Linked DNA regions of Homo sapiens: region 1 is linked to region 2. Evidence: chromatin loops called from intact Hi-C (ENCODE). Cell type or tissue: Calu3. All regions are shown on one strand. Links, peaks and the distances in the headings refer to the core of each region. The heading gives the core; the rest is flanking DNA.

The links. Hi-C counts contacts between places; a loop is a spot of excess contacts. Peaks named below come from ENCODE experiments on the same cell type or tissue, not always from the same donor. Only the 100,000 strongest peaks of a DNase experiment are listed, where the experiment ranks them.
Region 1: a loop joins it to region 2, with 5 times the contacts of the local background. A loop is called at or near these places in 2 of 110 quality-filtered maps.

What each region holds. Positions count from the first base shown.
Region 1 is chr12:38,386,943-38,397,650 of GRCh38, forward strand. No RefSeq gene overlaps it. Among named protein-coding and RNA genes, the nearest start is that of ALG10B, 76 kb to the left of the region's middle. In Calu3, for the core only: no CTCF peak of the experiment used is centred there; a DNase peak (open chromatin) is centred at 5,839.
Region 2 is chr12:38,449,791-38,460,498 of GRCh38, forward strand. No RefSeq gene overlaps it. Among named protein-coding and RNA genes, the nearest start is that of ALG10B, 140 kb to the left of the region's middle. In Calu3, for the core only: no CTCF peak of the experiment used is centred there; no DNase peak of the experiment used is centred there.

The DNA of each region.
Region 1 (10,708 bases), core at 1,638-9,637, 63 kb before region 2:
TGAACGTGTGGATCACCCTGTCATGCATAGAATCACACCAACTGAGGTCCTTGCAGAGAGCAAAGGGAATATGGAATAGGTAGCAGAAAAGGGTAGTTAGAAATACCAACTGTGACTATATGACCATGTACAGAAATAAGTACTCTCGTATTTATCAGCATTTCTTTCTTATTTTGTTATGAATATGTTTGTGTATATTAACTATTTTTCTTTTCTTACTTATCATCTAATGTAATACATAGTAATAATGATTTACTTTATATCACAGCATTTAAGTTAAAGGATATCAAAGGAGAAGAAGGAATATCATGTACTTTGCATCCCCTTTGGGAAGGGATTAACATGTTTTAGGTTGTATTCGAGATAGTTGTGTTATGTGAAAGTATGACTTTATTATTGTCTTATTTGGATATTAAGATTTAAGGAAATGTGTAGGGTGCCAAGTTGACAATGGGGGGACAGTGATACTCACCTTTATGTGCCAACTTGATTGGACTGTTGACTTTATCTGTCAACGGTCCTCAGTTATTTTATCAAACATTAATGTAGGTGCTTCTGTGAAGATATTTTGGAGATGTGATTAAAGTCTTATCTATAAGGAGGGCAATTTTTTCTAGATAATCTGGTTGGACCTGATTTAATTGGTTGAAAGATCTTAAAAACAAAGGTAAGGGTTTCTAGAAGTAAAAATTCCACCTGTGGACAGCAGCTTCAGCCTACCCTTGAGAGTTCTAGCCTGCCCTGTGGATTTTAGACTTTGAGCTAGCCAGCTTACACAATCATGTTAACTAATTCCTTGCAATGAATAATATATATTCCCCACTGTTTTTATTTGCCTGGTTGGACACTGACTACTACACACATTGGTAACAAAAGCAGTTGAAAAGGACAGATTTTGGTATGCTAAATAATGACTCCACCTTCCCCCAAGATGTCCATATCCTTATCTTTGTATTGATAGTGAGGAAACTTATATGTATGTGTGTACTCACATACACATACATGTACATATGTATATGTCACATCTCCAAAATATCTTCATAGTAGCACCTACATTAATGATTGATCAAATAATTGAGGACTGTAACCCAGTCAAGTTGACACATAAAGAAAGACTATCACTGTACATGTATCACATGTACATACATATATGTGTGTGTATATATGTATATATGTATGTATATGTGTGTGTATATATACATATGCAATTTACATATGTGTATATATAGATGTGTATGTGTGTGTATATATATATGCAAGTAAATTCATATATATATATATTATTATTTTGAGCATCCCCATGCAAGTAAATTGGAAAGCCTAAATGAAACACAAACTTTCTTAGGAAAATACAGGTTACCAAAATTGAAAGCATATAAAAGATCAACTCTCACAGATGAAGCAAAAAATTTCAACAAGGATCCAACTAACAGAAAAGCACAGGCCCATTTGGAGTCAAGATAAATTAAAACTTTTTGAGGTCAGACATTTCAAATGCTCAATAAATTTTTTCAGAGTATTAAGAAAAAGAAAACTACAATTATTTTTATGAAGCTAGAACAATGTTGATTCCCAAACCTGACAAAGATAGCACAAAAACAAAAGAAAATTACAGAACAGTATTGCTTATGATATTGAGGAAGTAATCCTAAGTCAATTTTGTCTATTTGACTTTAATATCATACTAAGGAAACAATATAGTATGACTAAGTAGAATTTATACCATGAATCTAAGCATAGTTTAATACTATGTATTATCACAATATAAGACTAATGAGAAAAAAATTGTATCATTATTTCTATAGACAGTGAAAAACCACTTGACAAAATTGAATATTTCTACATTTCTAATACAAACTCTCAAGAAAATAGAATAAATTGCTGCTTCTGCAACTTTTGTGTATCTCCAAAAATCTACCGTCTTATTTAAAGTGAAACATAGACCTAATATAGAAAACTATAATATACTTATGGTTTTACTTTGTTTCATTTGTTTTCTCTTATCTAACTGCATTGGCTAATTTATCTTATTATATTGACATATATGTTAATGATGGAATAGTATATCTGCAAACTCTTAAAGAATCAATAATAAAACAATAGCATCACATATACAAATAATAACCAGTTTAAAGTTATAATGTAAGGGAAAACTTCTTCTACAGAAAAAAATAGATTAAAATGTTCAAAACTTATATAAAAAACTATAAAATATTTCCAAAAAGCACAAAAATTAAATTGACCCAGTACTTTGGGAGGCCAAGGCAGGAAGATAACTTTAGGCCAGGAATTTGAGACCAGCCTGGCCAACATGGCAAAACCCCATCTCTACTGAAAGTGCAAAAATTAGCTGGGTGTGGTGGTGCATGCCCATAGTCCCAGCTACTTGGGAGGCTGAGGCACAAGAATCACTTGAACCCAGGAGGTGGAGGTTGCTGTGAGGCAAGATCGTGCCACTGCATTCCAGCCTGGGCAATAGAGTGAGATCCTATCTCAAAAAAAAAAAATTGAACTGAACAAGTAGACACTGTTTGTGTATATACAGGACGTCTCAAAATTATAAATAAGTTAATGTTCCCTAAATTAACCTATGCATGTAATGTGTTCCCAACTAAATACTAATTAGCATTTATTCTGAAGCCAGATGAATTAATATTAAATTTGATATAGGAAAAATAAATGTGCAAAAATAGCTAGGAAAATATTGAAAAGAAAGGCTAAGGGAGAGGAATTCCCTCAATCTTATGTTAAACATATAAAGCCTTTATAATTAAAACAGTGTGGCACTGGCACATGAGTGGACAAACCAATGAAATAGAATAGAAAGTTCAGAAATAGATATGTGATATGTTATGACTCAGAAGACAAACATATGATTAAGTGGATATCTCTCATTTCTGTGAATGAGACAGATTTTTAATAAATAAAGTTAGGGCACTAGATAACCATATAAAAGTTAAATTGATCCATTATTCACTGCAGACATACAAATAAATTACCAAATAAACCAAATATTGAAATCCTTAGAAAATCTAATCAAGCACTATAAAAATATAGGTGAATTCCTCCATTAACAAATATAAGATAGACTTTCTTGTTTTCACTCAATATCCAGGAGTAATCAAATTTTAAAAAAGAATCAGTAGTAAATCTAAAAAGAAAATTTAAGCCTAAATGTTAGGCTGTCTTGTAAGTAGGAATGACTTTCTTAAAACTTTTCAGAATTATAAAATAAATGTACAACCTACATAATAAAAGAAGTCTTGACAAAGTTATGAAAAAGTAACAAATTGACAGAAGACATTTGCAACACATCTAACAAATAATAGCCATCATATATTTTAAAAGCTCATTCAAGTCAATGAGAAAAAAACGATAGAAAAATGGACAAGAGTTATGAACAGGTCATTAGTAAAAGAAGAAATAAGAAATGTATAAAAAACACTCAATTTTACTTATAATTATGGAAATACAACCAAAATAAAATGGGGTATTTTAGCCTCCCTGAAAGATTAATAATATTCAAATTGATGAAGTGTGGAGAAATATGTACACGCATGTTCAACTGATGAGACTATGGAAAGGAAAGGCCTTTTAAAATAATTTCAGCAAAATTTAAAAACACATAGATGTCTTTCCATCTGGATTTCCATTCTTTGGTATCTAAAAGAAATCTATATTCTGTACAAAAAGATGTCTGTACTTAAAAAATATTTACTCCAGTATTTTTTAAAGTGCAAAAATCTTTAGGTAATCAAAAGATTGAATAACGGGAAAATGGTTAAATTATAGACATATACACTACAAAATATACAATACAGCTATTTAATATATAAGGCATTAAATCTATATCAGTGATATAAAAATGCACTCTCTACACACATGCAAATATATCTAAATAATTTTAAGAACACACAACAAAAGATTAACAGTAGCTACTTTAGGGAAGGGGAGTAACTTGGGGTTATGAGTTAGAGGCTGAAGGAGGATATTTCCATTCATGTCTATTTACATCTGTACCTTAATGTTTTAGGATAATGATATATCATAAACTTTAAAAATCCTGTGTTATAATAGAGATTTCTTCAAACCATATAGAGTTCTGTTATAATAGAGATTTCTTCAAACCATATAGAGTTCTGACAGTGGTTAAGTTAGCCAGTTCATTCTCCTGTCAGGACAGAATCATAGCCAGTGACTAATATTCTACTGTTTGATTCAATCAGTTTTGAAATGTCACTACTTGTATCCCTCGTCACATTGCCCAAACAATAAGACTGACCTTTCTGTGACTGGTTAGCTCAGCTAAGAACACTGAATTTGATATTCAAATATGCAGGTTTGTTTTTGCTGTGTTCCCAGAAAAGAGACTGTCCTGCTTAAACTCTACTATCCTTCAAATATGTGTCAACATAGGCCATATTACTGTCATGTGCCATTAATTTCAGGAAAAACTACTTCTAAGGCCATGGCTGATTAACAGACTCTACCACTTAATGGTTTTAGTTGATGTGAGAAAGCAGGTGATGGATTCTGGGTGTACAAAGTTAAGTAAAAAGGGTATGGCTCCCTGGTTATAGTTTCATAGTGAGAGAGAAAAATAATCTCATGAAGAATTACAGTAAAGTATGATTCTTATGATGACATGAAAAGAGTATAATCTGGGAGTAAAAATAGTCTAAGAGGTCGGGGAAGGCTTGCTATGGAAAGTCACATTTAGGGAGAGACATGAAGAATGAATGAGAGTTAGGTGAAAAGTTGGGGAATGTTCTATGCATCTCACAGTACGAGCATTTCCTATCAAAAGTCAATAGAGACACAAATCTTTTCAGTGTTGCCCAAATATACAATCAAATGGCAAAATTACTATAGTATGAGTAATTTAGTGGAAATATATGTTGTAAACTTTTAAAAAAGTCTTCACATAGTAATACATAATTCTTACAATATGAGGGATTACCAGGAATTATACTAATATAATAATTTGATAAAGTATTCCAGAAAGAAGATAACTTTGAATACTGTCTTCTCACTGAGGATTTGTGCTTGCCCAAGGAGAGGGGATTGTCAAAGACAGAATGTTAGGGCTTTATTGTTATTCCTTTTTTTCAGAGTTGTTTGATTTTATTAATTTTCATTTCTAGAAGGCTAACATGTCTGTTCAGTTACCAAATATGTCATAACAAGGTCTTGGCACTGTGCTTTTCTGCACATGATTCCTATGCTCTGAAATGCCATTTTTCTTTTTCTAATTGGAAAGTACTATTAATTGTTTATATGTCCACATCTGCTGTTAGACCATGAGTTCTGAGACATCAGACCACGTCTTATTTACATTTCAATCCTCAGAGCCAATATGTTGCCTGGCAAGTAATCAATCTACAAAGGAGAAAAGTAATTGCAGTTGACCCTAGAACAATTAGGGTTAGGTGTGTTGAGCCCTGCACAGTAGAAAATCTGCATATAAATTTCGATTCCTCAAAAACTTTATAATAGCCTACTGTTGACTGGAAGCCTCACTGATAATATAAGCAGTTGATTAACATATATTTTGCATGTTATATGTATTATATGCTGTATTTTTACAAAATTTACTAAGAAGGTTGTAAGAAAGAGAGAATATATTTACTATTTATTAAGTGCAAGTGGATTATCATAAACGTCTTGATCCTTTTTGTCTTCCTATTGAGTAAGCTGAGGATGGGGAAGAAAGGGGAGGGGTTGATCTGTTAACTGTATATTCAAGCTTATATTACTTAAGAACTAGCTTAATGACTCATATTTAGAAACTGTTAAGCCATGTTCAGTATCTTGCTACTGCCATTGAGATTTTGCAATCGCCCAAGGCATTCTAGCTGAGGTATCTGCCTTGCAGCCTCAACAAAATGAGTCACCTTAGCATTCTTACTTTAAAAATATCAGTACCTGCTTTACGAAACATGGCTAATTCAGTACTCCAAGCTTCTGTCATGCCTTAGAAACTCTCAAAACCCTAATTTAGAAAGTTGTAATGAATATCTTCTTTGAATTTCTCTATTTACCAGATTCACCAGTTCATCTTTGAAAACAGGAAATGTCCTTGCCAGAAGTCTGCACAGATCTTTGAAACATTCATGTTTTATGGCGATTCTTGTCTTTCTAGGTACCTTGCTGTCCAAAACAAACTAAAATAATTGTTGTGTATCCCACTTTACGTTGTAGTCTTGCAGGAAGGGAATAATGGCTACAAGTAATTCCAAGATCAAAGGCAGTTGGGGGCTTGACATTTAAGCACATCTTCAATAGCAGTGCTGGCCTCCCAACCAATATCTTTAGTCTACACAAGTGTGCTGCCACTGTAGTAGTATTCTTGGTCTTTGAGGTCTAAATTGCAAACTATGTACTTGAATGGTAAGAAATTGAATAGCTCTCTAGTCTATCAATTTTCTAACTGTTAATATTCAACAAATACTTTTTAAATTAATAATGTATTATTATAGAAATACACTGGATTACAATACAAATGTCCAACTGTGGAAGATTAATTAAAGTGCAGTATACCACATAAGAGAACACTGTTCACCCATTTAAAAATGAAGTTATGAATCTCTGATTTTTGACTGGGAGTATGCATCATATAGCTGACAGAAATATTAAATGCTGAGGCAGATAATTCTTATATTACGTTGTTTTAAATATAGACTATATTTGTGCATTAAAAATAGAATGATCATAAAAGAAGAAAAAAATCTCAGAAGATAAATTTTGGGATAGAGTGGTATGGTTTGGCTGTGTCCCCACCCAAATCTCATCTTGAATTCCCATGTGTTGTGGGAGAGACCCAGTGGGAGGTAACTGAATCATGGGGGCAGGTGTTTCCTGTGCTGTTCTTGTGATAGTGAATAAGTCTCATGAGATCTGATGGTTTTAAAAAGAGGAGTTCCCCTGAACCAGGTCACTCTTGCCTGCTGCCATCCATATAAGATGTGACTTGCTCCTCCTTGCCTTCTGCCATGATTATGAGGCCTCCCCAGCTACATGGAACTGTAAGTTCATTAAACCTCTCTTTCTTCCCAGTCTCAGGTGTGGCTTTATCAGCAGCATGAAAATGGACTAATACAGATAGATACATGAATTTTATCAACATAAAAAGTACTGGTTTCCATATGATCTAATATTTATGTTATTTTATTATATACTAGGAATTTTAAAAACTATTTACATATCTTAATTTTGTCCTCACAACAAACCTGAGATTGTTACTATTATGTTTTCTCTTACACAGAAGAGGCAATTGATGCATGTCAAGATTAACTTGCCTAGAGTTGGGATTTGAAACCAGCAAATCTTATTCTAGAGTTTGTACTCTATACTCTTACAACAGAAGTGACAAGAAGTTCATGAAATCACTCCAGGAGGTTAGGAATGGGGCCAGGAAGAGCTTTGGGGAAATATTAATAAAATGTAGGCAGATAATAGGTAACCTACAAAATAATCAACAACAATAAACTGTTATAGAAGCATGAAGAAAGCTAGTTTAAAAAAGAATCAACCTGCCATATGCTGCTGAAAGATCATGAAAGGGAGAGAGAATTACCCAGTGTTTATTTTTTGATAGGGTGAGTTTTTTGTTTGTTTTTTGATGGAGGAGTGAGAAATATGTTGGCTCTAGTTTGAGGAGTAAATGGGAGAGGAATAAATGGAAAAACTAAGTATAAATTAATTTTTCACTAAATCAAAATTAAGTGATATTAATAATGATAGATACTAAGGGACAGTAAAATGGTACCTACAAGGAACATGTCCAGGGCCAAATGTCTCTTTTTTCTTCTTCTTATACTTTCTTTTTAAATTCTCCTCAAAGTAGCTGATGATTATAGACTCCAAGAAAATGAGAACATAATTTAAATTAACCTATTAGTGTAATATATTAGGAAATAGATCTGTCTCAATTAAATAAAACATTTTGATGGCAAAAACAAGGCAAAACCACAAACACAAGTTGAAGAAAGATATTTTGAAAATAAGAAAAAGCCAACGGATAATCAACGACTACAAAAATAAATGATTACCAACTGACCGTGGGGAAAAAATGTAATGCTGTTGTTAAAAATATAATATAATTTGGATATACTAAAAGGTATACAAACATGCAAAAGTCAGAAAGTAATGATTATATTAATTTCAGCATTAATCAAATTCTTATAGTATCTACCACATTCTAAGAGGATTCAGAAATAAATATTAAGAGAATTAAAATTGAAAAAGTAAAAGAATGGAGAGTTTTTTCATTACAAACTTTGATTTCATGAGTTAACATGATGTGTTTACTACACCATGGAAACAAATATTCAAGTAACTCAAAGAGCACAGATTGTGTTTATAGTAAAATATTAGATAGCATGAATTGTGTCCCGAGATCACAGTGATCTTTGAAGAAATTCCTTTGGTTCTTTTTGGAGAAATTTCTGAGAATCATGCTTTTTAACCTGAAAGTGCCCTGTTGTGAAATTTGATTTGTCTAGTGGTGGGCTTTGAGAATATTGGATTAACAGAGTTTAGGATAACTCAACTCTCCTGAACATGTAAATTCAGGACCTATCAAAGGCCTTTGTATTTTTTATTACATTTTTGTTTTATGAGAAAAAGAGAGAAAAATATTCTACAGAGAGAGAAATAGAAAGAGAATAAAGCCAACTTATGGAAATGCAAAAGGAAAAGCAATTTGAAAAATGGGGCATGATGGTGTTCTATGTTCAGGGTTCAACCCATTTTTGTATCACTGTCTTTGGACTATATGAAATACCTCTTCGTTCTTAGATAATAAATTTCCTTATAGAGCTTTTGTTAGTTTAAATAAGGATCATTCCTTTTAATCAAGGGAGTTATTACTAATCTAGCAAAGAAGACTCTTGTGAGTGAGAGAAAGTTCTGTAATGTACTATTAATGTGACTATAGAATCATCTTTGTGTTCTTCCTTTCAATGGTCCTCTCTCTCCACTTAGACTTTACCTTTGTTCCCTTCCCCATCTTACCTTACTTGCTTGAAGTATTGCAAGAGCTTAAAAATTATAAGACTGCTAATCACTCCACACTCCAACACATTCAGCAGGGAAGGGGCTATGTTCATTCTCTTTATCCATGTTCACATAATGTCATTTTCCTGTTCCAATTAGACTTTAAATCCTGAACAATAGTGCTCCCGTTCAACTTTTCTTTGCACCAGCAAAACGGGACTATTTGATATTTCCAGAATATCTTATATGATTTTATGCTTTTTTTAAATGACTTTTTCTGCCTTAAAAGTCTTCTTCCTCAATTTCCCCTGCCAAATTTCAGCAAATTATTTACATCCTACTTTTATTGTAGAACATTTGGAATTTAAATTTAAGAATCTTAACTGAGTCAGAGAAGATTTGCTAGGGTTTGGATGAGGTAATGGTGTTTATGTATCATCTGGACATAGACACAAACAAGCTGCCTAACTACTTTACAAAGTCAAGGGTTTATCTTACATGTCACAGAGTATTTAGAGACATTGAAAAATGAAAAGTAACATTTCTTGTTTTGCTCAGGTCCCAGATACCTAGTGGAATTTTACTCACTGGAACATAAGCTACTTGGGAGTTGCACATCTATAGTGGCTAGAACAGTTCCTGGCACACAAAAAGCCTTGGTAGATATTAATAGATGATAGACAGATATAGATAGATAGATAGATAGATAGATAGATAGATAGATAGATGATAGATAGATGATAGATAGGTAGATAGATAGCAGAGAAAGAGAGAGAGATGGGAAAGAAGGGCAAAGGAAAGAGGAAAAGGTAGAGAATATATGTACATACCATACATGCACATATATATGTGCATCTATGATCTGTACATATTATTATATTATTAGTTGTATAAAGTATTAAGTTAGGTTATTGACTCAAGATTTGTATTCTTTAAAATATCAGTGTTTATTGCTATAAATTTTCCTCTAAGCACTGCTTTAGCCACATGCCATGTTTTGGTATGTTGTAATTTTGTTTTCATTAATCTCAAAGTAGTTTCTAGTTTTATTCTGATCTCTCACTATATTTTGATCTCTCATTATATTTTGATCCATTGCTTATGTAGAAATGTTTATTGTTGATTTCTAATGTAATTCCATTGTGATCAAATAACATATGTTGTATGATTTCAGCTTTTTTAAATTATTAAGGTTTGCTTTATGGACTATCGTATAATCTATTCTGGAGAATGTTCCATGTTTGCTTAAGAAAAATGTGTATTTCTTTGTTTTGAGGAGTATTCTATAGGTCTAGTTGATTTAAGTGTTGTTCAAGTATTATATTTTTCTGTAGGTGTTATGCTTACTTTTATAGTCATTACTGAAAGTGGAGTATTGAAGTCTCAAACTCTTATTATTAGATTGTCTTTTCCCCTGCTTAAATTCTGTCCATTTTAGCTTCATGTAATTTTGTAGCTCCATTGTTCAGTGCGTATGTGTTTATAGTTGTTATACCTTCATGATGTATTTGTAATTTTATCATTATAAAATATTCTTTGTTAACTTCTGTCTTAAATTCTCTTTTTGTCTTATGTTAAAATAGCCACTCCTCTTTTAGTAAGTGTTTGTGTTATATATATATATATATGTGTGTGTGTGTGTGTGTGTGTATGTATCTTTTTATTTTCAATCTATTTGACTATTTGCCTTTAAGCATATCTCTTTTAGACA
Region 2 (10,708 bases), core at 1,838-9,837:
ATTAAATGACAAATTTTCTTTAAGGGTATAGATGGATGAATGAACTAGCCAGATAAGTACCAGTTTCAAATGGCAGATATAGCCATGCTTGATGGTAAAACTATTTTGGGCTTCAGTCTTCCTCTGTAAATTCTAGTCCTTGGATTGTGTGATGTGGTTGCCCCTTACCACACTATACAGAAATTCAAGATTACTTTCATACCCCAAATGATTTTATACTAATTTATGTTCCCCTAAAATTTGATGAGATATATTTCCCTTGATCCCCCATGGTGAATAATTTATGGTAAAGGACAAATGCTTGTTCCAACAAGAATATTCATAGATGGCTTCCCCAAGTAGGTTTAAGATCTTAATATAGCCCTAAAAGTGAAGAAATTTTTGTGATGCTTCACTGCACCCATGTGATGTCCAGCCAAAAAGGCAGTGCTACCCAGAGCCTGTGACCCGAAAGTACATAAAGCAAAGTAGGAAGAGTCTAATGAAAGTATATAAATTGCAGATAATTCTGCAAATCTCTTATGCAATTTCTTAAATGAGAATTAAATTTTTAATATTTTGGTAATTTGGTACTATGTAATTTTTACTAACATTTCTAGCAAAATGTGCTTATGTCCAGTTCTTTCAGATTGTTACCAAGTGAAAATATTGATAGGCTTATTATAAAGTTAATAAACCCAAGAAAATGTGTTGATGTTAAAAAGGATTGCTTTAGGGATAATTAATTATAAATGGCTCATTTTTATATTGGCAACTCAATACATCAATTTGGTGGCTGTCTCAAGAATCTTGGCTAAATAATTAATGCAGTGCTGCTTGATAATGAAAAATGTACAAGATTCCTTCACAAAACTCACTAAATTAGGTACAATATTTCTAGTCTTTTAAATAGTCTCTGTTTACAACTATCCCTGGTTGGTATTCCATCTAATTATAAGAAGTTCCAATATTGTCTAACACACCATTTCCAACTATTCGATTCTAAAGAACAATGTTACTGGAGAGCCACTGAGTACACAAACCTGTTAAATAACTGATTATTAGCAAGACATTATAACTGGCTTTTTAACACTACACACAACTGTCAACTCTGGGGAATGTAAAATTTTTTCTCTTGACCTCCATACCATCTGTACAAATTGCTCTGCTTTGTGCTTTTCACACCTGTTTTGTTTCAGAAGTTGATGTGCAGGCAAGGAAGATTTTTCATGAACAAAAATATTTTCCAGATTGCTTTGAGATGCTTGTCAAAACAGTACCAAAGCAAATCCAATTGCAGAAGAAATCCAACTGTGCTATTTTAACTTAGAGGTCATGTGGTAAAGTACAGTGTTTAAAAAAATTTCGATCTGAGGAGCTGACCTCAGGAATCTGAAGGTTATAAATGAGAATTTTTAAAATTTTATAGCAATCTGAAAAAATATTTAGGATGGTAAAATAAGCACATGATGCAATTCTCCTTTCTACATAAAAGCTCATAGCTGTTCAAACACAAGGAGGAGAATTTGCTAGAACTTGAACCTGCAAAATTCCTGAAATACTGAAAGCAGACATTATTAAAGAAAAAATGCCAGAAGTTGCAGAAAAAAAATATTGCCACAGAAGTTGTGGAAGAAAAGAGCAGGAGAAAACCTGGGGGATCTCACACGGAATTCATTTGTATTCTGCCACGGAAACGTGCAAGACTTTCAAATGCTATGGGTGTCTCCTGGACACATGTCTCACCCCCAACTCCAAGTGAACCAGGCAATAATGGGTTAACTGTCTACACACAGGAGTAATAAATGGTGGACCTGAGGATAAATGAGAGGACAGGGATCCAAATGGTTGATGATATCTGAAAAGAACAAAAAACATCAACAGTCAGAAGATAAGCCATGGAAGTGAACCACTAGTAGCATTTCATGGTGAGTATTCACCATCCTGATATAGAGTACAAGCTGGGCAAGAGTTCCTGCCCTATTCAAGGCAAGTTCTGTAAACACAGAAGCAGACAGCCTACGGTTACAGCAACTAAAATGATGAGCACATCACCAACTATGTGAGTAGCATTAACATATTGAATAAAAGAGATTTCAAACAAGAACATATACTTGAAGATGGAGAGTTAACTAAAAATAAGTACAGAAATTATAACCAGTAGAATTTTTCGAAGGAACAGGAGGAATATGCCATTCATGCCAAAAAGTTGTTACATATAAAAAGAATGAATTAGAGGTTGGGACTTAAATCTACACATATTTTTATGGTCAAATAGCAAAATTGACACAGCTGAATAGCAAATTATTGAGCTGAAATGAAAGGAATATATAAAAAATATAAGATGCATGGAAGACATACACAGAAATTGTAGAATGTATCTTATAGATGTTGCAGATAGAGAAAATGGGGACAATAAAAGGAAATCATTACTTAAAGAAGATGGCAAATAATTTGCCTATGGTGAAGAAAGATTAAGTACTAAAGGGATAAATTAAAAAGCAAACAAAAACAAAACAACATATAAACAAATCTTGGTTCTCAGCAGATCATAGTAAAATTTTAAAATATCAATGATAAAGAAAATCTTTAAAGGTACCAAAGGGAGGGGGGATACTACCTGTAAAGGAACAAGAGTCAGATTATTATCAGATACCTCAGCAGCCACATGGGAGGCAAAAATACCATGGAATAATATCTTCCATGGCTTAGAATCCAGAGTTCCATATTCAATTACACTATCATTCAAATATGTGGTTACTTTATTCTAACAATTAGATTATTTCCATAATATAAAAAGTTATCTTTCAAGTCTAACCTAATTGCAGTAGCAAACTGGATAAAGTCAATGCAAGAAATGTAGAGAAAAATCTCACTTATGCACATAGATAAAGCCAAAAAAAAAAGTAAAATTACCAAGTTTGCTTAATTCCAGTAATCCATGAATCCTTCAATAGTGGAAATAAATCCACAATGTCATTTAATATATTTACAAATTAAAGGGAAAAATGTATGTTATAATCTAAATACAGAATCAAAATAAACTGATAAAAGTCAATTTGTTATGTATTTGAAACTCCTAGAAAGCTAAGATAGAAGAGAACATTTTTATTTATTAAAGGTAAAAAAAATCTAGTGGGAAACTAAAAAAAGTATGGTGAAACATTAGACATATTGACAAAATCAGTAATAAAACACAAATATATGCTGTCATAGCTACATTCCAGATTATGTTGGAAGATCAAAAATATGTTATCAGACAAGAAAATTAGCTAATGAAGAATATTAGAAAGACAGCAATAAGTGTTAATTGCAGATAACATAGCAATCCAAGGAAATCTACTAGGAGTTTAATCAAGTTAAAAACAATGTTTAGAAAAATAACTAGATAGAAGATGAATACACAAAAAATCCTAGTTTTCCTAAATCCTGGCAATAATTGATTAGAAAATATTATGGAAAATACTTATTTATAGTGAAAGAAACTATTAAATAATCAGAAACATTGAGTATGTTTTTGAGAGGCTTGCACTATCAAAAATATCAACAGGCTGAATCGAAAGCATCTGTTACTGTCTTAAAATGGTGCTTAGAATGTCCATATAGGGAAGGAGCTGAGAATACTACTAATTTATGAAGGAGGATTTTTTTTTCTCTCATGCCCAATTCAGATATGACCAAGAAAAATGATGAAAAAGAAATTTCCTTAAAGGAGCTTTCAGAGGCCATGACAAACTATGGATAAGGAGTTACTGTCAAGAAGCAGATTCACAGTCTAATTAAGGAACATTAACCACCCTCTGGGTAAGAGTCCTTATACCACCTGACCAGCAGGATTTCAGAATTACTAGGGATGTGTGACAGTTCTGTGTTCCTCATTCATCCCTTTTCCAAATGAGGTATTCTTCTGTCCCTATACCACTAGAATCTGATATAAATAGTACTGTGCATCATTCAGATATTTGGACATTCAGTTTGACTGTGAGAGTGGATGAGAGCTTAATGTGGTCTTTCTTTGGGGATGAATAAGTGCATTTTTTGCCTAGGGGAAGAAGGGTAGTAGTCTAGTATTTGGTGACCAGAAGGATAAACTTTGGTAGTCTTAGGGAATGCTGTCACCAGTTTTTCCAAATTTCTGCCTTAGAGGCAAAAAGATGATTGTGTTTCCTGGACCTCTTGTGGTTAAGAGGTGCCATATGACTTGTTCTGACCCAGAAAAAAGACAATTTTAAGAATACCTTAACCTAGGTTTCATTCGTAATTGGACTGATACATTAAATTGATGAGATCTGGCAGAATGTAAAATCAAATTGTGTCTTTAATTAAGTTGAATATTTATTACTACTAAATATTAATAGGCAGTCTATGCAATAGAGTTAGTGATTGGCTGTTAGTGATTAGGAATCAGAGAAGAGGGTTATTGTATTTCCTTATCCCTCTATTTCTCATTTATAAAATAGGAAAATGAACGTGATGATCTCATAGAGTTGTTTGTAAAAGTAAGAAAGATAATAAATGAAACATCTTTAGTATTGTACTGGTACAGAATGAATTAATGATCAACATTTTTTATTTAGTTATTAGTTTTGCCTCTCAGATTTTCAGATTAAAGTCAATCATTCATCCAGATTGCTTGAGTGTCTTCTTATTTGTTATGAATCATATGATTGAACATTAATTAAAGAGAATTGATTTAACAAATATTTATTGAATGCATTTCATCTAACACAGGAGCTTTGTATTGTGAAAGGCAAATCATGATCCTTTAGGAAGCCATGCCTTATAATTTTGTAAGATGGACAGGCTTATACACAAATGACTATAATCTAATGCAAACTATAACATTTTCTATCAGCAATCAATGTTCATGAATCATGACATTTTGTTTATCATTCTATTGCTAGTTCTTCGAATATAGTTTAATACTCAACAAATAATTGATGAAAAATGTTAGCAGACCATGGGAGAGAAAGATTAATTTTCATTGGCTTAATCAGGGAAGACTTCAATTTGGACAAGACACTTTATATGCCCCATGGGTTCAAAGATTATTATCAGTTAAGGAAAGAAAAAATGGACATTTCAAGAAAGAGAGAAGATGGAGCAAAGGAAAATAATTAAAAAGCGTAAGTCATGTTTGGGAAATGCCTTGAGGTGGGTGATTGGTATCATATATGTTGTGTGGGTTGAAGCATAGTAAGAAATAAAGACTGTAATGGAATGTTGGACCCAAATTGTTGAGGGATTTTCACACATTAGTTAGGAATTCAAACTTTGTTTTCTATTCAGTTGAGAACTATTGAGTGTTTTGCACAGGAGAGAAATAATCATAGCTGTGTTCAGGAATATTACCATAGTGTCTCGCTATAGTGTGAGCAAGAGAAGACAAGACAGCATTTGAAACAGAGAGAATTGTCTGAATGTGCTCCACACCAACATGAGGAATGGATAGAGTAACAGAGAGGCTGAGCAGTCACCTAAAGCAACCTGATACATATATTTTCAAATGAGAGACTGGTAAAATGAACTTAAGATAATCCCAAAGACTCTTATGGGAATCCAAGTTTCAGCAGCTTAACTGATCAAATGAAAGGCAGGAAAATATAAATGAGATGTTGCTGAGAGTTTGAACAGGTCAGATGCTGACACGGTGCTGCTGGGCTGGGTACTGTGGGGCTATTGATGATTTTTCAAAGAATGGTCTCATTGGATTCATGGAGGCAAATTAAGTCCTATATGTTTTGAAGAATGAATGGGAATGAAGAAACAAAGGGATAGCTAACACAGCATGATCACATAACTGACAGATAGGCATAGGGTCAAGAGTGCCAAGGGAGAAGTCAGTTTTACGAAAGAAGAAAGGTCCAGTGATTAGAATAAAAAGAAAACAAAATGAGAAACTTTGAGAAGAGGGGATCTAAAATGAGAAGGGAAAACAAAGTGAAAGGAGAAATGATCTACTGAAAATGAGCAGGATCATATAATTAGAGTCTAAAAGACAACAGAAAAGATGACAGTTTTACTTTTTTAAGAAACAGAATGTGAGGTATAATCAACCAAGAATAAAAATTAACAAATGATTTAAAACATTCTAAGTGAAACAGGCTGTAGAAGATGGAAAGTTGTGTCTAACCCAGCCTGTAAGTTTTAAGGAGGACTTTGACAATTTTTGTGATGTTCGTGTTCACATAATAACAGAGCTGGATAGTGGAGAGCTTGCTTTGGTTCCATAACTTGCTTAATAACACAAGAATTCCTTCTGATGAAAATGGCAAGCCAAAATTGTCTGCATAGATGATTTTCTACAGCAGTATCTTCCATTATAATGTTGTAGCCATTTCCCCTATACCTGTCTCAATCCAGCATACTTTCTCCACAGCACAGCTTTTATTTATTGATTGACACTGGAATTCTGGGAACAATATTACACATAGTCACCTTTAAATTATTTGAACAAGTAGAGAGCTGTTAAATGGATAATACACAATGATGGTCACTTCAAACATTAATTTGTATTTCACATTAGATGTGTTCTTATTTTTAACCCTGAGTGGGACCATATCATTTTTAAGTCCCATAAAAATCAAATAATAAAATATCACAGTGAAAACTTTTTAAGGGAAGTGAGTATTCAACCATTATTATATTCTCCCAGCTGCCAGGGCAGAAATACCAAGCTCAGATGAAAGCCAAGCACAGCAATTTTTTAAAAAATATATTTTCTGGAGCATGGACAGTAGTTATAGGCTTCAATTACAAAGCAGTTTTCTGCTAGAAATAAAAAGCACTTAAGAAAAAAATAGAGAGTGCTAGATTTTCACATACCAAAAATAATTAAGCCAAATAAATGTTTATTGTTGAAAAGAAAGATGTCAAGAAAGTACATAAGTAGAATACCATAGGTGATTTCATATGTCAACAGAGGGTAAAAGAATGTTTGCTATGGACTAGCTACAATGCAGCTAATAGTATTTGAGAAGTATCTGTCTATATATAGGAGTATAAAGCATCTAACTGCAAGCATCTACATATTTCTATGTCAGATTCGCTTCAAGGGAGATCAATATGTTTTGTTACAAAGGCTATTGTGAACCTGAGCCAAGAAATATGTCAGCCTTGCCCAGGTTGGCAGAAGAACATGGGCATTTCTTTTTGACAGCAATTAGCAGAACAGAATTAGTCAGCAGTAGTGAATGCACAGATAAAAGCTGAAGAGGCTATTCTCTTTTAGCACATTCTGTGGCAATTGCCTTTCTGACTCAGGTCAGCTTTTCTTTGAGTCTGGAGAAGGCAAAATTTCAAGTTCAATGCCAATCCGAGAGTAAAGGTGTGAACTTTCTGACATAACTTTAAAACTCCCACATATGAAAAACTGTTTCCCCAGTGGGAAAAAAAAGGTATAGTTGTGATTCCATTAGCTATTTATGAAGCACTGGAGTCAGACACTTGGTAAGTAGGCTTCCCTGAAATTTCTTAAAAGTGGAAACACCCGGGTAACCAGGCAAAGAAAAGATAGAATCCTAGCTTGATTCATTGGTTTCTTATGTTTATAATTCTAAACAAAAGAAACAAAAACTAATTCATAAGAAATTCTTTTATTATTTGCAAAATAAAACATTAATTAACTGAATTGTAAATTTGGTCTTATAACAATGCGTTAAGAATTTACCACTTGTACAACAGCCAAAACCACCATAGGGAAAAAAAAAACATTAAAACACACACAGACACACACACACAAAGCTAAAGGGAGTTGTATCAATGAGCTTAGGCTAAGTTATGTTTCAGTAATAAATGGAGCCAACAACAAGGGTTGATTTCTCATTCACGTTGTATTGCAGCCTAGTCTTTGTTCCATGTCATCTTCACTTCTGAACAATACAGATTTTTATTACAAATACTTTTTCTGGAGGCAGTCTTCTTAGGTTCAAATCTCAGCTCTACCACTTACTAGCTATATATACTTGTATGGGATATAGTGTAATGTCAAAATTACCTTTAATTCATTTGATCCAACATGTGTTAGTCCTAGAGGAAAGAGAGTGTGGCAACAAACAGATGTGGGGGGGAATACTTAGCTTACCAGAGCTCACAAAAATTGCATGGAAAACATAATGCAAGGCAAATAACTATTGTTGTCATAATAATAACACCTGTCATGGGAGTTTGAGCAGAGTCTGGAAAGACTTCCCAAAGAAGCTGAAATTGGATCTAGATCTAAAGGAAATAGTAATCCTTCAATAGTTTGGAAACGAACAAATAAATGGAGGCCATAGATTGCTTCATAAGATCCTTGCAAACTATGTTAGGAGAATCTGATGATATTCTTAGGCTAATGGGGAGCAGTGAAGGGTTTTAAGTAGGAAAATAATATAAAGAGATGTATTTTAATTTAATGAGATAACTCTTGCAGTCAGTTGCAATTTTACTGAAGTGGCAAGATAACCTAGCTAGGAAGAATAGTTTGGAATCCCTTTCAGGAATCCGGGCAAAAATGTAAGGCAAGAAGGAATCAAACTAGAGATACCTAATTTTACCTACCAATTATAAAATTAAGAAGACTCAGTAACTGAATGTATATGGTTATTGAGGAAGAAAAAGGGGCAGAGTGGTGGTTCTCAACAATCTGCACACAGGAATTGACCCAGATGGCCTTAATAGTCCCCTCAGGTTGACTAAACTTTAAATAGAATTTTTCCTGAAGATGGGTCCCTGATCTCCCTTTTGTTAGGGATTTATTTCAGAAAACTTACAACTGAATTTTTCTGTCTGTTTGAGAAGTAAGTCTTCTGCAACCCAGGAATGTCTTTCTTAAGGACAGAGGAGCCATCCCTTTGAAACTTAATCATCAAGAAAGATAGTTCCCCTCTCTCTTGTCTCTGCAGGAGACGGGGGAGCCTAAATTTAATAAGCACCAACTAGCAAACAAAGAGGGCCTCGTCCCACAGACCAATCTCTCCCCTAATATCTTCTGGTACTACTTCTCCATCAACTAGCTCACCTCAGTGCTTAGTAATGCTCCTTGCCTTTTGTTTCAGCAAGTTGAGTTCAGCGTCTCTCTTCTATTGCTATACAATCTATCCCTAATTGCAATAGCCTTAAATACAGTCTTCCTTGCTTGTTTATTGGGTCCATTTCAATTTCTTTTGCAGAACCACTTAGAGCTTTAAAAATGTCTCATGTCTTGTACCACCACACCAGATCCTAACTTAATTGCTATTGTGTACAGTTTAGGCAGTGGGAGCTTTGAAAACTCCACAGGTGATTAAAGCATGTAGCCAGGGCTGAGCACTGAAAAAAAAAATAATTCCAAGGTTTATTGTCTGAGGGACCATGACAGAAATAAGAACTACGAGAAGAACAATTAAGCATCACATGTGGGAGATGTAGTGGGCATGGCTGATTATCTAACTGAGATCTATTCTCTTCTTCCTATAAAACCTGAATTTTGTAAAGATATTCATCTCTTCCTCACAAAACCCGTGTGACTCAGTTTAGATGACTTCAACTCATTACCAAACTTAGAAAGTAGGTTCTGATTAATTTAAACCAATCTTGGTAATTATATTTCTTCCACTGGAGTGGTTCAGGAAAGGGTGTGTAATCTAATTTTTAACCAATGAGATTTAAGCAGAGTCCTGCTTGTTCTTTCTGAAATAGAAGCTTTGTTGTTCTAAAGAGCCTTAGTCTAAAATGCTTCCTTGCTTTCTTCAGAACAAGAGAAGCCAGTTCTCTTTTCCTCCTGTAAATAAACAAGGAAGCCTATGGACCTAATTAGTACAGGCAGCCATTTTATAAACATTCATTCAACAATATTCAACTAATATTGAATAGAGCACTTATTATTTCCTAATGACTGTTCTAGGTACTTGAGATATACTAATGAGTAAACCAAGAAGTCTTGCCTTTGCGGAGATTGACTTTAGGAGTAAGAGATTTAGGAGTAGGAGATTGACATAGGAGTAAGAAAATAATCAGTCAACATAATAAATTGATAAAGTATGTAATAAATCTGAAGGTGACAAGTACCGTGTAAAATAAAAGGAGAGTGGGGATTGAGAGTGCCCAGGGATAGGTTGTTTAATTAAATTAAGTGGTCAGAATAAAGCTGTGAGATTTGTGCAAAGGCCTGAAGAACACAATGGAACTGGGCAAATGGATATGTGATGTGAGGGAAGAGTGTGTTAGGCTCAGGAGACAGAGCAAAGGCCTCAAGCAACAGTGTGGCATGAAGATCACTGAACCAGGAACAGAGAGTAGGGGAGAGGGAGCAGAGGGAGACAAGGTGAGAGAGTCAAGGGGATGTTAAGTGTCACAAAGGTGTTGCATCCATCCTACGTACTGTGGCTTTAATTTTAATTGCCAGATCTTGATTTAGGATTCAGTAGGGGGCTGCAGCCAGCACAGCAGGGAAACAAATAACAATAACAAAAAATAACAACAAAAAAGAACCTGGGTCTTTGATGGAAGAGTGAGCTGCTAGAGCAACCAAGTTTGAAGCCTGCCTTCCTTCTGGATTTCCTGTTTAATGAAATAATGAATTTCCTCATTGTTTAAGCCAGAGTTAAATTTCTATTGCTTGAAATTGAACCTAGCCTATCTAAAAAACAGTTTAGCTTGAATTTGAGAGATAAAAATGATTTTTATTTGATCATTTTGATTCACAAAGAGCAACAAGAAATATCTTAAATCACTTGAAGAAAAACTATGTTAAGCATAAGAAAGAACT